2 separate regions of the Mus musculus genome follow, and region 1 is linked to region 2. The links are chromatin loops, found by intact Hi-C in ENCODE. Cell type or tissue: left cerebral cortex. All regions are shown on one strand. Each heading gives the region's core, and the rest is flanking DNA. Links, peaks and the distances in the headings are about the cores only. Region 1 holds the start of Exd2 (exonuclease 3'-5' domain containing 2). Region 2 has its middle 30 kb from the start of 2310015A10Rik.

What was found. Peaks named below come from ENCODE experiments on the same cell type or tissue, not always from the same donor. Only the 100,000 strongest peaks of a DNase experiment are listed, where the experiment ranks them.
Region 1: it touches region 2 in a loop (3-fold over the local background); 4 of 42 quality-filtered maps call a loop at or near these places.

What each region holds. Positions count from the first base shown.
Region 1 is chr12:80,460,515-80,465,892 of GRCm38, reverse strand. It overlaps Exd2 (exonuclease 3'-5' domain containing 2), which reads right to left and starts at 2,798. Exons shown (of 9, transcript NM_133798.3): 1 at 2,613-2,798. In left cerebral cortex, for the core only: CTCF peaks have their summits at 2,791 and 3,434 (motif pointing right); DNase peaks (open chromatin) are centred at 1,744, 2,389, 2,745 and 3,414; H3K4me3 peaks cover 1,866 bases; H3K27ac peaks cover 1,470 bases.
Region 2 is chr12:80,160,121-80,165,498 of GRCm38, reverse strand. No RefSeq gene overlaps it. Among named protein-coding and RNA genes, the nearest start is that of 2310015A10Rik, 30 kb to the right of the region's middle. In left cerebral cortex, for the core only: CTCF peaks have their summits at 1,310 (motif pointing left) and 2,857 (motif pointing right); a DNase peak (open chromatin) is centred at 2,843.

The DNA.
Region 1 (5,378 bases), core at 278-5,277, 300 kb before region 2:
AGTTATAGATGGATGAGGTGGGGGCTAGAACAGGAGAATCAAGTGGGAAGAGGTAGGGAATATGGGGGAGACAATTAAAATTAGTATGGAAACCAAATACAATAGAAGCTTCCTACAATAAATAAATATATAAAGATGATCTAAATATAATAGCCAAATAATGGGGGAGACAGAGTCCCAGCCAGGTACCTTGTCACCAAATGAAGCTTCTGGTACTAGGACTGGGTTACACCTAATTGAATTGTTGGCCAAAGACGTCTCATCCCCAAACAACTGAGTCTGTTGCCAAGACTATGGGTTGCTCTCCAGAAACTAACTCCAAAGCCCCACTGCTGAACTCACTGAACATGGAGAAACAAGCTAGCGCCCACGTAGAGCCTTCACCCCTATGGTTTAGTGCCTTTGGTACAGGAAGGAAAGTACTCTACATGCCACCAAAAGAGAAACATCAAGCCAGCCACAAATCCTCTGATCTACAGTGGCGTCCTGCCTCCAAAATATGCTAGGGCAGTGGTGACAACAAAGCTCATGGAATAACTGACCAACATCTCATCTGACTTAAAGCTCCCTCTCTGAGATGGAACCTATACCCAACATTGCTTGTGGTGACCAACAGCAAGAAACTAGATAATCCAGGGACCTGGGTGAGAACAAATACCACTCTTCATAAAGGGGGAGGCAGTAAAATGACTCCTAATGACATACTGCTATACTCCTAGATCAGTTCAGCTTTTATCAAGAGTTTTCTCCTGTAGCAGAATGTGAATACTGAGACCCACAGCTGGACACTGTGCAGAGTGACTGTGATGGTTTGTATATTCTTGGGCCAGGGAATGGCACCATTTGGAGGTGTGGCCTTGTTGGAATAGATGGGTCACTGTGGGCGTGGGCTTAAGATCCTCACCCTAGTTGCCTGGAAGTCAGTCTTCCACTAGCAGCCTTTGGATGAAGACATAGAACTCTAAGCTCTGCCTGCACCATGCCTGCCTGGATACTGCCATGCTCCTACCTTGATGATAATGGACTTAACCTCTGAACCTGTAAGCCAGCCCCAATCAAATGTTGTTTTTATAAGACTTGCCTTGGTCATGGTGTCTGTTCACAGCAGTAAAACCCTAACTAAGACAGTGACAAACCTCGAACACTCAGCTCTAAATGTGGTGCCTCCCATCAAACCCTTCCCCTCAGGGCTTAGGGACCCCACACCCCAAAGAGGAGGTGGAAAGAGTGTAAGAGCCACAGGGGATGAAGGACACTAAAAAACAAGACCCTCTACATGAACTCAACAAAGCTCATAGGAACTCATGAGAGGCTGGGGCTTCATGCCCAGGGCCCACGCAGGAGTTCAACAGGTCCTCCACTAAGTTACAGCTTCCAGTTTAGTGTTTTTATGGGATCCCTGAGGATTCAAACAAGCAGGTCTCTGACTCGTATGTCTTCTCTTGGTGTCTTTGCTGTTTGTCTTGTCCAATTTTGATTTGATGGTTTTATTTAGCTTATATTTTATTTTGTTCGATTTTATTATAACCCCTTAGAAGCCTGTTTGTTTTCTAATTGAGACAGAAAGGGAGTGGATTCGGATGGGAAGGGAGGTGGGGAGGAACTGGAAGGGGTGGAGGAAGTGGATACCACAGTCGGAATATATTATGTGAAGAGAAAAAGATGTATTTTCAACAAAATAATTCAACAGCACCAGCTACTTTTCCAGAGGACGCAAATTCAGCTCCTAGCACACTCCCTCCCACCAGGCAGCTCACAGGCGGCTGCAACTCCGGCTCCAAATAACGCACACACATAAACAAAAATAAATCTTGACTTAATCCCAGCACTTGGCAGAGGCCAACAGATCCCTGAGTTCCAGGCCAGAAAGGGCTACATAGCGAGAGACCCTCCCCCTCCCCACTACTCCAGTTCTTTAAAAAAGAAAAAAAAAAAAAGAAAAAAAGAAAAAAAAGTTACTAAAAACAAAACAGTTCTGTGTTTCTAAGGAATGGTTACATAAGGGAATTTGCGTCCAATCGTGTACCAAAGCTTATAAATACTTGAGTTGTCTGAATTTTGGTGAACAGCTGTCCATTTTTAATAAATAAGATTTAAAGTTCTAGTTTGATCTGCCCCGCCAAAAAAAAAAAGCCAAAGCCAAAGGTGAAAAGCCAAAGCCAGAGGTGGTGCCCAGCAAATCGACGGGCGGCGAGCGATGTGGCCCCGCAGGTCCCGGGTGGGGCGGGTCCCCCGAAGCCCGGAGGAACCCCGGCGGGGGCTGCTTTTTAACTGACGAGGTCAGAAAGCCTTGAAGGGTTGGTGGATGCTCCTGACGAGGAGACGGGCGGATGGAAAGGGGCGGCCCGGGAAGGCTTGGGGACCAATGGCGGGACGAGTCCTCCCCGAACCTGAGGGCTCAACCGCCCACACCGAGAGTGAGGGGCCAAGAGGCCGCGCCTCAGGGCGGGGAGAGGGGCAGTGCCAACAACGCCTGGGCACCTCTGCAGCCCAACAGTCGCCCACGCGCAAAGTGGTCCCTTCAGCATCACCACCCTCTCGAGCCGCGCTGGAAACCCCTCTGCCTGCCACACAACCCCAGAGAGGACTTTGCCAACCCGAGCTTCCCTTACCTGCGGCCTCCAGCCTCGACCGAACACCTGCGGCACCCCACGCTGACAAGCTGGAACCCCCGCGGCGGTCTGGGCGCACCCACCCGGATGCATAAAAGCCGTAGCCACTTCCGGCCCAGTGGCTGGCCAGGAGGATACAACCCCCGTGGTGTGTGCCTATGGGCCGCGCCATTTTGTACGGAAGCCGCTAGGGCAGCATTTCCTCCCCAGGTTCTCGGTTAAAGGATGGGGAAGGAGGGTTATAATTGCGAAGACTTAATGTCTTCAGAAAAGTGGTGTTTTCTGAGATGCCGCTTCGTCTTTTGGTTTTGGCTTTGAAGGAAGAAGCCTATTGAACTTTCGCTCACAAATGCAACACAGGACATTTTTTCTCTTTTACCCAGGGTAGCGTTTCTCCACTACATTAATTTTCTTATTTTTTTTCCATTTTTTTATTAGGTATTTAGCTCATTTACATTTCCAATGCTATACCAAAAGTCCCCCATACCCACCCACCCCCATTAATTTTCTTATATTCGAGCGGGAAAATAAGGAAACTGTTTACAGAATGTGCTCTTCATTCGCGTTATATATTATAGCCATTAATCTCTCTCTCTCTCTCTCTCTCTCTCTCTCTCTCTCTCTCTCTCTCTCTCTCTCTCTCTCTCTCTCTCTCTCCCTCTCTCTCTCTCTCTCTCTCTCTCTCTCTCTCTCTCTCTCTCTCTCCCCTCTCCCCATCTCCCTCTCTCTCCCTCCCTCTCCCTCTCTCCCTCTCCCCTCTCGTACATGTCTGAAGATGCCAGAAGAGGGCGTTGAGCCCCTGGAAAAGATTTATAGAGCCGGCGTGGATTTCTGAGTTCGAGGCCAGCCTGGTCTACAGAGTGAGTTCCAGAACAGCCAGAGCTACACAGAGAAACCCTGTCTCAAAAAACCAAAAAAAAAAAAAAGAAAGAAAGAAAAGAAAAGGAAAAAAAATTATAGAAAGTGTTGAGCTATTGTGTGGGGGCTGTTAATTGAACCTGGGTCCTCCAGAAGAGCAACCAGTGCTCTTTACTGTTGTCATCTCTCCTGGTCCCTATATCCTCATAACAACCACAATATTGTCTATATATGAAACCATTCATTCAGGATTGATTTTTTTTTTAAGGGGGTTAAAGCAGGGTGTTGTGTAGCACAATCTGGCTCTCAACTCTCAAAATGTGAGCAAAGGTGACCTTAGATTCCTGATCTTCCAGCTTCCATCTCCCAAGTGTTAGGATTACAGGCAGGCTTGGGCCACCACACCCCGTTTATGCAGTGGTGGGGATCTAGACCTCAGGCTACAATGATAAATTTGAGGTAAGCCTGGGTTACACGAAACGCTATCTCAAAAAGGAAGGAGTTTTGTTTTGTTTATAAATTTTCATCTTTTTCTGTCCACTCAAGAAGCTTAGAGGCTGGTTGGAAACATCCACAGTAGCACTTGAGCACACACACATACAATGTGAGAAGTGAGAGGACATCTTTTGAAGATACAGAAATTTGAGGGAAATGCCCATAATAATTTTAGAACTCTATAAAATCCTCTCAGACATGGTGCTATTCTCACACATCACACAAAGGGATAAGTCACTGAACAACCCACAGGTTAAATATGAATTCTCTTTGTTTTGGAGGAAATCACTAAGGGATTGAGGTGAAGATGACAAGGAGACAAGAAACTCTAAGACTTTATACAAAGTAAGTGGTACATGCCTATAATCCCAACACTTTATATAAAGTAAATGGCACATGCCTATAACCCCAGAACTTGGGAGGGGGAAGCCTGAAGATCAGAAGTTCAAGGCCATTGGCCATACAAGTAGTGAGTTTGGGACTAGCTTGGCTGACATTAGAGACTTGGTTTTAAAGAAAAAAAGAGAAGGAGGGAGGGAAGAAAGGAGGGAATACAGAAAATCAGAGAAGAGTCAGCAAAGAATTTAAAGTTCTTGGAAGGAGAATACAACTATAGAAGAGAGTTGTTAAGGAAGAGAGAAAAGTTTAAGGTGTTTGATCTTCCAGAGACAAAGGTCAGTAAAGTCTGTCATTCTGTCCTGCTTTTGTTCTAGTAGATTCTTTGGAGGAGTTGAAATAGATAAAGAACTCCAAATCCAGCTTTGCAAGAAGGCAACACAAGGCTACTTCTGGATCTGCTGGAGCTGGAGGGCAAAGAGTGGCCAGATGACATGTAGCCACAGACATGTAGACCACAGAAGAAATATCACCACAGGAGAGTTAAAGGTGATAGATTGAAGCTGGGTGGCAGGGCACAAGCCTGTAATTCCAGCTCTTGGGAGATGGAGGCAAGAAGACCAAGTTCAGCCAGCCTCAGCTATATGAGGGAGGCCCAGTCTAAAACACAGACACACACACACACACACACACACACACGGGGTGGGGAGGAGAGGACAAGTATTGTGGTACATACCTATCATCCCAGCACTGGGTGGGGGTGGGGCAGGGGTACTGAAGCAGAAGTATTACTACAAATTCAAGACCACTTTGATTTATATATCAAGTTCCAGACCAGCCAGGGCTGCATAAGCAAGACTTTATCCCAACCGTGCCCCCACAAAGTGTATTAAATATATAAAACTTCAAGGTGGGGTGGCTCGAGAGATGTGAGCTAGATTGTGAGCATTTGCTGCTCTTGCAGAGGATCCGGGTTCCATCTTTGAGCACCCACATGGCAGCTCATAAGCATATGAAACTCCAGTCCTCAAATCCTTCCCTGGCTAGCAAGGCCCACTCCAGTGATGTTCCTGTCTC
Region 2 (5,378 bases), core at 299-5,298:
AATGTTATAAATACAATAAATCAATTCCTGTGAGCAATCTAATGCTGTTTGACTAACTGATCCCCTCCGACTTCCAAAATTAAAATCACGTGCCTTAGTCATGTATTTTAGACTAAAACCACAAAACTGAGGCATGGCGGCCTCTTTTACTTGTTCATGACAGTAGGTCATTATGCGGACAGATCACACACCACCAGAGCGTCGGGTGTACTTGTTTATTTATTTTAGATTCAAAGTCCTGTGCTACTTGCTTCTGCTTTTGAGGTTGTTACAGATCACATGGACTTTGTAAACAGGCATAAGACAACCATCTTCAGGGCTGTTGCATTTAAGGTCATTCAAGGTGAACTCCATCTCTTAATAGAAACTGTCTGCCTGTCACCAGGTGGTGTAGCCTGCCTTTTATCAGTGGACATCTTTTGCATTCTATTCTTGGTCGATTTTACTCTAAATGCTTGGATGAAATTCCCTTCTGTGACCCAGCTAGCCGCTAGCTCCTCCTCTGTGGGAAGCATCTCTTTCCTGTCTGCGTGGATGGCACACTTTAAGTTTACATCTTCATCCATCTTAGACCCATCCTCTCTGGAGACTGTTGACAGCCCCACAAGGCTGGTCTGTGGATAAGGCACCTCTTTCTGACTCTCGCCGGCACCTTCACGGCCAACCCCTAGTGACTCAGTGCTGTTTTCATTGCTAGACCATCTCTAAGTTTCCCTCTGGCCACAAACTCAGTAGCCAGAGCACAGTCACATGGCTAGTAAGTACAGAGTGTGTTAGCCAGCTTTCTATCAGTGTGATGAATTACACAGAGTAATCTATACGAGAGACGGTGACTCGTGAATCCGGGGGTTTCAGGCCATCCTCACTTGGCCCTGTTGCCTCTGGGCCTATAGCAAGACAGCAGCACATCACCGTGAGGAGGCACATGCTGAAGGATGTGTGTACCTGCTACAGCCAGGCAGCAGATGTTTCCTTCTACACAGCTCCAGTTCCTATGGGTCCAGCCATGTCCCCACAGTACCCCAGGCTGTAACAGGGCCGTCAATACATGGCCTTTGGGGGACACTTCTGATCTAAACCCACAGCACCAGGATGGAGAGTGCCAGCTGCCTCAGAGGTAGAAAGGAGGCGTTGGAGATGCCACCAGTTCCACCTTTTGTTTTATCCACAGGTGGGCTGCAATCTAAAAAGAGTAGAGTGAGGGCTGGCGAGATGGCTCAGCGGTTAAGAGCACTGACAGTTCTTCTGAAGGTCCTGAGTTCAATTCCCAGCAACCACATGGTGGCTCACAACCATCTGTAATGAGATCTGATGCCCTCTTCTGGTGTGTCTGAAGACAGCTATAGTGGACTTATGTATAATAAATAAATCTTTAGAGCGAGCAGGGCCAACCGGAGTGAGCAATCTTCATTCCCAACAACCACACGATGGCTCACAACCATCAGTACAGCCACAGTGTATCCATATACATTAAATAAATAAATAAATCTTTTTAAAGAAAAGAATAGAGTCATAGAAACAACAACTGTCAACATGAGGGGGTCCTTTTGTCAATAACATGGACTATCTAGCCAGCTCAGCAATACATGGTAGGCTTCAGGATGTCATGGAATACAGGAACTAGAGAGTAGGCTCCACATAGGACCAGACACAGGATCTGGGAAGCCCTGGGGTCCTGCTATCTCTTGCTGTTGGCCTGCCCCACTCATGGGTATCTCTTCTCTCAAAGTCCCACTTTCGAGTCATGTGCTCATGACTTCCTGGGGACAGACTCACAGCACAGAAGCTAGTGACAATCCCCAATGTCCAGAACATGTTGGATGGTGACTGTTGCTCATTGGTGAGGTAGGGTATAAGGGGACCTTGTCAGAGCTATTTCCATCCCTCAGTTTCCCATTTCATCAACTCTGAAACTGAGGTGCAACTTGCAGCCAGTCTTACCAGATGCCTTCAACAAGACATGTGGCACTGTCAGAACTTGCAGAGTGGATACCCAGTAAGAACAGGGCCCTAGACAACCTGCTGACTGTCAAACGCAGCACTCCAAGTCTGACAGGGTTGGGCTCTGAGCTTGATGGCATGGTGACTGTTGACACACGTATCGAAATAGGTCAAAACCAGGTCTGATGGTAAGCATTGAGTATGCACAGGCGAATACAGGAATGATACTCTAAATATGGAAAGACTAGGTTATAGTTTAACTAGCTACACTTTCGTTGGTCGTTTGAGACAGGGTCTCATGTGATGCAGGCTGCCCTTGAACTTGCTAACAGGTTGGGAAAGTTGCTCTTGACTTCTATAGGATGTCACCCTCATAAATGAAAAAATAAAATTAGAAACCAGCTAGGCAGTGGTGACACACATGCCTTTAATCCCAGCAACTGGGAGACAGAGGCAGGTAGATTTCCAAGTTTGAGGCCTGCTTGGGCTACGGAGTGATTTTCAGGACAGCCAGGGCTACACAAAGAAACCCTGACTCAATAAACAAACAAACAAACAAACAAACAAACACCAATTTTTAAGAAAGCTAGACTGCCAGCATTCAGGAGGCAGAAGCAGCCTGGTCTTTAAGGCCAGCCTAGTCTACATAGCCAGTTCTGTGAGACCCCGTATAAAAAAAACAAAAACCAAGCAAAAAAATCAAGATATCCAATGACAGTATAGAACATGGGGATTTGGGGACAGGAGGTGCCACCCTCTCAGAGGAGAATGGGAGGAGGGACTGGGAGAGGGGGAGGCTAGGGGGCATTGATATAGATGCAAAATGAATAAAAAACTATTTCATGTAAATGAGTGTTTTGCGTGCATGCGTGGTGTGTGTGTACCCATGGAAGCCAGAAGAGGGTGCTGTAACTCTAAACCTGGAGGTACAGATAGTTGTGAGCCACTATGTGGGTCCCGGGAAACTGAACCCAGGTAATTTGCAAGAACAAACATTTTTAGCTGCTGAGCCATCTTTCCATCCCCTGGAAAGGACACACATTGTGTGGAATTTAACCACAAATTAATTTCAACATTTTATTATACACTTTGCTTTTCTGAGATAGAGTATCATTTAGCGAAAGCTAGCCTCCTAGTTACCATACAGCCGAGGATGGCCTGGAACTCCTATTATTCCTGCCTCTATTTCCCAATGCTGGGGTCACCGTATGTGCTACCACACCAGGCTTAACATAAACTTCCTCTTTATCACTTGCTGGCAGCTCTCATTTCCAGTCATGCTGTCTTAATTGTAAGTTCTCTTGAGCTCTGCTTTTCCAACAACACGAGGGGTTTGCTAACTCATCTTCTGAAAGTCATTTTAAAAGGCGTTATGTGATAGATGTGGTAGGGTAGGTAGCACAGATCTGTAATTCCACTACTCCACGGGCAGAAGCTGAGACAGGAGGACTGGCAGTTTGAGGCCAGCCTGGGACGCATAGCAAGAAGTCATTTCAAAGGCCCAATTCCTCTCCCCTAAGACTTGTAAAGACATAGGGAGCCAGGTATGTAGCGCATCCCAGTAATCGCAAGGTGCTCGGAGGAGGTGGAGATGGGAGGAACAATCGTGAGTTCAGGACAAATCGCACCGGAAACAGGTAGGCGTAGAGAACCCCCGGGCTCAGCCTAGCTCTATGAAGACGCTGCTGCATTAATGGTTTTTACCCGAGAGGAAAGGGTCGGATGCGGAAGTCCGGGGAAGGTACAGTACGAATCCGTCTCTGCTCTTCCGAAGTGCGGGCCAGCACAGTCAGTGGCTCCTCTCTCTAGAGATCTAAGTGACTAAGTGAGCATGCTCAGCTCGATACAGCTTCTCTGGTTGGTCTCCTCTTGGTCAACACGTTTCTCTGGTGTTTTGGACCCATTAAATCCACAGCCCTGACAAAACCAATAAGGCAAACGGGAGGATGAGAGCTGAAAAAGCGCCCGGGCCATAGTGATGGTCACAATTTCATAAAAGTATGTATTTTATAAGAATAAAGTGAAGGCCTGGAACTGTAATATCCAAAATGAATTCAAAACCACCCAGTACTTTCCCCCTTCAAAAAGGACTTCCCAAACTGTCCTTGCAGGCCAAGTGCAGAGCCAGATAAGGAAGCTGGCTGACTAAACAAATGTAAAAACAGAGTTTTAGTGGTCAAAATGATTAAGCCTGCAGCTACCAAAACAATATTAGCTGTTCTCAAGAGAAATAACAATAACAAGATTAGCAATTCTCCTGCCCCCTGCCCCACACTGAATTCTGACAAAGACCACAAACCACCCTGACCTTGTTGCAAGAATTCCCCTGACGTTCGTTAATAGCTGTGACGTTAATGTACTATTACTTTGCTGACCAAATCATAATAACCCACCATGGGGGCAGGCAAAGTGAGTCACTAGGCCAAAGGGTTACTTAGTCACTATACAAACCAACCAATGACACCAATGAGAACCCTGTTGCTCAAATCTGCCCCTTACAAAGGTATAAAAAGTGTGTTCTTTCTTTGTTCTTGGTCTCTCTCCTCTGGCCTGCATGCCGAGAGGGGAGTCCCCAACATGTTGGATCAATAAAATTCCTCATGCGGTTTGCAGCGATGGCGGCGGTCTCTGTGGTCTTTCTGAGTAAGGGTCTTTTTTTTAAAAAAGATTTATTTATTTATTTATTATATGTAAGTACACTGTAGCTGTCCTCAGACACTCCAGAAGAGGGCGTCAGATCTCGTTACGGATGGTTGTGAGCCACCATGTGGTTGCTGGGATTTGAACTTCGGACCTTTGGAAGAGCAGTCGGGTGCTCTTACCAACTGAGCCATCTCACCAGCCTGAGTAAGGGTCTTTTGACGAACTCCAACAGAACTTGGTAAAACAATAGCAAAGCAAACAACAACAACAAAACAAACAACAAACAAACAGAAACCCACCTCTTCAAATGGAAAGTGTCCCCACAGGATTCTGAATTTAATGAGCCACAGTGTGCTGAAGCACTTAACTAGATCTGCTCCTCAACTTGGAAGTCACTGGTGTCACCTTTCCGCACCCTACCACGTCTGCACAAGGTCCTTCCTAATTCAAGCTTACGTGATTTCAATACTCATACCCAGCAAGGGAAGTGGGACACACCCAATAATACAAAAATCAAGGCTCACGGTTAACTTGGTACTTTGTTTGGGAATTAGAATGGTGTCTTCTTGCCCATCCAGAATATTTTGTCTAGAAGAACACCTACAAGGCTCTACTGAAGGCAAAGTTTCACTTGGTAAAGTGAGAAGGGGCGGAGCCTAGCCTGGCTACAGAGAGATGGGGATGAACCCAGTGTGGCTACAGAGGGAACGCAGTAGGAATACAGAGGGTTAGAGCAGAGGTTCCCAACCTTCCTGATGCTGTCACCTTTAATACAGTTCCTCATGCTGTGCTGA